Linked DNA regions of Homo sapiens: region 2 is linked to region 1. A link is a loop called in an ENCODE intact Hi-C map of the cell type or tissue named here. Cell type or tissue: PC-3. All regions are shown on one strand.

Region 1 (2,500 bases):
AGAAAGAAGAAATCTAGTCACCCTCCACCCTTCCCCAACTACTCTCATGCTCTTCTTCATCTCCCTGTCTAGTCATTACCACCATCACTCCTAAGCCTCAGAGACACCTCTAACATTTCAGAGAAACCAAGGAAAAGAAAGGTGGGGTTACAGTAGCTACCTAATTCTTCTTTTGTAGCAAACTATTCTTGAAACTTAAGAGAAAAGGAGGGAATCTTAAAAGCACCTTTTCGCACAAATTATCTCCCTGCTTTTTTTGTCTTCTCTCACACATATACATACAGATTTGGTCTGAAGAAAGGCTTAAGAAAGCCATCTTCTCTTAGCATTGGGGAAAAACAAAAATAAAGAATTGTTTAGTTGTCTAGAACTCTATTAAATTTGCCATGATGTATATGAAACCCCGACTGAGTTGCTGTCTTGGCATGATGTCAGAGAGCTAAAGGAGCCATGGTGATGGTACTTAGACTCTCAATGCTCACACAGTCCCCTCTCACTTTTTTTAAGGCTGAAAAGATGAAAACAAGGGAAATGGTGCAAAGACACTAAAATTCTCCATCTGCAAAAAATAAAAATAATAGACTTTTTCATCACTAGAAACTGAGGCTTCCCAAATTTTAAAAGGTGTACACCTGCAAATGCTTCTGTTCATTTTGTCTGCCAAGAATTAACAATCTTCAGTCTTGTTCCGAATGTCCGACCTTTCTATCCTGCTTGAAACAGATGCTATTTCCGTGCCAGTCACAACCACCTGTTGCCACCATGTGTTGTGTTGAATCACATATATGTAATGCCATTCCACCGTCTTTTCTCCATCCCTCATTTTACCCAAGCATGTAGTATGCTATTACTCTGCTACTGTATACACTCTGTATACATTTCTGTTCTTCCTTGCAAGATTGTGAATGCTTCGGCCACTCCAATCGATGCAGTTATATCGATCTGCTAAATACAGTCATTTGCGTGAGCTGTAAACACAACACTAGAGGGCAGCACTGTGAGTTATGCAGGCTGGGCTACTTCAGAAATGCTTCTGCACAACTGGACGATGAGAATGTGTGCATAGGTCAGTTCCATTACAATTTCAGCTATTCTTCTGTGCCTTTTGAGCTACGGGGAGATATTTAGGGTGGAGAGGCTGGCGATTTGCACCGCGGTTGAGCCAGAATGAACTTTCTCAATGTAGAAAATATCCTATGGTAGATTTCACTTGTGATTTCACTTGTATTGGTTGAAATCATAGTTGGGGGATATACTTTGAACCCTTATGTTGTTGCTTTAAATATGATGATCTCAGAAATCATGTTAAAGAAATTAAGAATTTTCTTTCTTCCCGTTTTTTGCTTTTGTATGAAATTGTAAAACCTGATGATTCTGAACTGATCTTATAGCCTTAAACTTAAGGCTATACATTCAACTTTCAAAATAGAAACTCATTATATGCGATTTAATTATAGATATGAAAAATTAGGGTACAGATTCTTGCATATAATTGGTGATCAACGAGTATTGATAGATTGAAAATGTTGCTATTTGAGATTGAAAATGACTAGCAACTGGAAATGTAAAAGTTTGTCTGACTTCTTCATCCATAGCAATGAAATTCCATTTATTGAATTTTCCTACAGCTCCCAAAAAGGAGGAGTAATTTCTCAAAAGTATTCTAGGCAACTAATTATCTTAGCCCTGGAAAACTGCGTCCACAGAGGCCCCTGAGCACTTTCCCTTCCCTCCCCACCAATGACTACTGCTCTTGGCACCTAGGGAGGACCAGGCACCTTTCCCACCCAGAAAATCTCCTACCTTTTACATAGTGAAACCTGTCTTTAAGAATATGGGGGTGCCAATGGAAAAATAAGAAACAATAAATGGAATTTCACTTCATAATTCACTCTGAAGCAATGCATATATTTGAAATGCTGAAAAATATATGTGTAGCCATTACCACACCAGTAGGTAGCTATATAGGCACCCAGTTTTAAAGGTAGACTTTTTCACATTGAGGTACGTTCAATAGGATACACAAGCTGAATAATGACAAGCAATCTTTTTATCAAGAAAAGAAATCCAATTCGTATTTCTGTGATCATTGTCCTCTGATTGGATCGTCAAGATCCAAGTGTCACAAAAAAAAGCTGTTGAGTTGTTTTTAATCAAATTGGGCCAAGTATATATAATACTGTTGGTGTCTACAGTACTTTCTGTATTTCAGAGCATCTCCTTATTTATTATTTGTCAATTAGGAGAGAAAGTACTGGACTTAGAGGCCAGAAAGCTAGGCTCAAATTTCCGTTTGCTAGCTCATGGCTGTGTGCCATAGGTAAGTCATTTGAGCCTTCTAGTCAGAAAAGGATAAATGGGATGCACAGGAAACCCTTGGTCAACTGTGAACTGGCTTGCAGATGTCTTGTTTTGTTTTTACTTAATCCTCATTAACAAAACAGTGGGGTAAGTATTACACTAATTGTTTCCCCTGTCTTGTCATTGAGAAAAGTAAGGC
Region 2 (2,500 bases), 170 kb before region 1:
AAATTTGCTATTTAAAAAGATAACTAGGGCCAGGAGCGGTGGCTCACGCCTGTAATCCCAGCACTTTGGGAGGCCGAGGCGGGCAGATCACGAGGCCAGGAGATCGAGACCATCCTGGCTAACACAGTGAAACCCCGTCTCTACTAAAAATACAAAAAATTAGCCGGGCGTGGTGGCGGGTGCCTGTAGTCCCAGCTACTCGGGAGGCTGAGGCGGGAGAATGGCGTGAACCCGGGAGGCGGAGCTTGCAGTGAGCTGAGATCGCACCACTGCACTCCAGCCTGGGCGACAGAGTGAGACTCCGTCTCAAAAAACAAAACAAAACAAAAAAAACGATAACAACTATATTATAAGACATCATTTGTGAATTCCACATTCTCATATGTAAGGTAAACACAAAGTTTGTATGAGGTTCTCTGTCCGGGCAATGTTAACTATTGAAAAATTACATTCTAGGAGTTTACTCTGATTGAGGAAAATAAGATACACCTTAAAATAACCACAAAACAAGAATATGAGCTAAGGCCCTTGGCAGTTAATGTACCTAAGTGCTGTTTACATATTTTGAAGCTAAACGTTACAAAGACTTTTTCTGATTTATATATTTACATTAAAAGTCTTTTACATTAAAAGTCTTATAAAGGTATTTTTCAAAGCCGTTACACATGTAGTAACACAATTAGTAAATCACATGAAATCTGAATGACTTTAGAAAGACAGGGACACATGAGTGGAGACTGGGAGGACGACTAGGTTCACTACTTAGGGAGGCCAGAATGGAGTCTTTTGTGGGTAATGAGGGCAGTTCAGGGAGAAGAGGGCAGTAGAAAAGGTATTTTGTCACAAAAGATTAAAATGTGTCAGGGAGACAAGCATAGAGATTTATTTTATTGTTATAAAACAGAATATAAAAGTAGGTTGGGGTCTAACTATTGTGGACTTCGAGTGATCAACGAAGGAGTTTATATTTTTTCTGATATTTTATGCCATTGAAGGTTTTAGGGCAAGGGATTGCCATGATCAAAGTAGAAGAATCAGTCTGGCTGCAGCCCACATAATCATGGTGACATAATAAATTGTAATGACTCAAAGCAGTAGCTGGAAATTGAGAAAGAAATACATGAATTAGAAGGTGTTGAAAATCGCTTATGTTGACTTGAGACAATGGTATTCATCTTTTCTGTGAGTGTATTTGTCTTCTGTTTAGAAAAAGACAAAGCAAATGAAAAACAATCTCTTCATTCACCTCCAGAAAGGGGTTGGGAAAGACAAATAAAGGGTTATTCATAATCTGTTGGTTACCCTCTGTTGGTAGTGGACAGAGATGAAACACTTTTTCGCTGGTGCACAACTTTATTCTTAGCCGTGAACATCTGTAATTAGATGAACCACCATAGTGATGACTGAATTGAGAAATCAGCCCATTAGAGGATCTGGTGGTAAAGGAATGGAAATCATTATCTAGCACAAATAATGCAAAGTTGGTCACTTACTCATGTGTGAGTTACTGTGCAAACAATTCTGATAAAAGAGGGGGGAATGCTATGGAATCAATATTGTCTTTATTGTGAAGAGGAATGAGAATGAACAAAACCCTGAAGCTTTGAAATGTGGTAAATCTCAATACATTTACTCTGAGAATGTGACTGCATCCCCACAGTTCTTCAGAGAAAGGATGTGTGGGTGTGAGAGTGAGTGGGTGTGTGGGAAAAGCTAATAACAGTTCTAGGTTAGCTTGCTTCCTTCCTTCCTTCCTTCCTTCCTTCCTTCCTTCCTTCCTTCCTTCCTTCTTTCCTTCCTTCCTTTTTTTCTTTTTTTTTCCTTTACAAAGCCTTTACAATAGCAGTTTTACACCTTTGAGGCCTTTGCTAATTTTTGAGACATTTTATACTCTTTCTATTTAGGCATTAATCAGGAAATTGGTCTTTTCAAAGTGTGAATCATGAATAGTGAATATGAAACATTTTAAGAATGTAGTAGGAAAGATATTAGCACTTTGGGGAGGTTGCTTAGTGGAGTGAGGGAGCTAATGAATACTCTGAGTTATCTAGCTCTTTTCATCTATGCTAATTAGCCTTAACAAGGCAAGTTAAAATAATTTCTTTCCTAGGCTTGTACAGTGTAACTTCCCACTTAGCATTTCTTGTCTCCTTACAAGCCTTATAACCTGAGGCAATCCCAGATATTCCCTTTGGGAAAGAAGTATTTGAGAGTTATGCTCACGGCACTTGCCTTTATTAATTTTATGAAAAAAATCCATTTTAACATTCATTTTCATATTTGAGTACCCAAGAATTTGAGGTTTGTATGTAACCATTGTTGGGATTTTGTTAAAAGAAATGTTATAGTACAATCCATCATGACCCAAACACATCTTGATGAAATGTTCTGAAGTTTCCTATCTTTAAAAAAAATGTATTATGCTATTTCTCTTATGGTTCTTATCATAGTTTGTTGAAACATTCCAAGGAATTATAGTTCTAAGCTACCTTGTATTTGA

What was found. Peaks named below come from ENCODE experiments on the same cell type or tissue, not always from the same donor. Only the 100,000 strongest peaks of a DNase experiment are listed, where the experiment ranks them.
Region 2: a loop joins it to region 1, with 2.0 times the contacts of the local background. A loop is called at or near these places in 5 of 110 quality-filtered maps.

The regions. Positions count from the first base shown.
Region 1 is chr1:107,429,852-107,432,351 of GRCh38, forward strand. NTNG1 (netrin G1) reads left to right here. Exons shown (of 8, transcript NM_001113226.3): 6 at 899-1,066. Among named protein-coding and RNA genes, the nearest start is that of NTNG1, 290 kb to the left of the region's middle. RefSeq lists an enhancer at 2,002-2,500. In PC-3, CTCF peaks have their summits at 978 (motif pointing right) and 1,178; a DNase peak (open chromatin) is centred at 1,010.
Region 2 is chr1:107,261,535-107,264,034 of GRCh38, forward strand. All of the region lies in intron 2 of NTNG1 (netrin G1), which reads left to right. Among named protein-coding and RNA genes, the nearest start is that of NTNG1, 120 kb to the left of the region's middle. In PC-3, no CTCF peak of the experiment used is centred here; a DNase peak (open chromatin) is centred at 1,507; H3K27ac peaks cover 2,019 bases.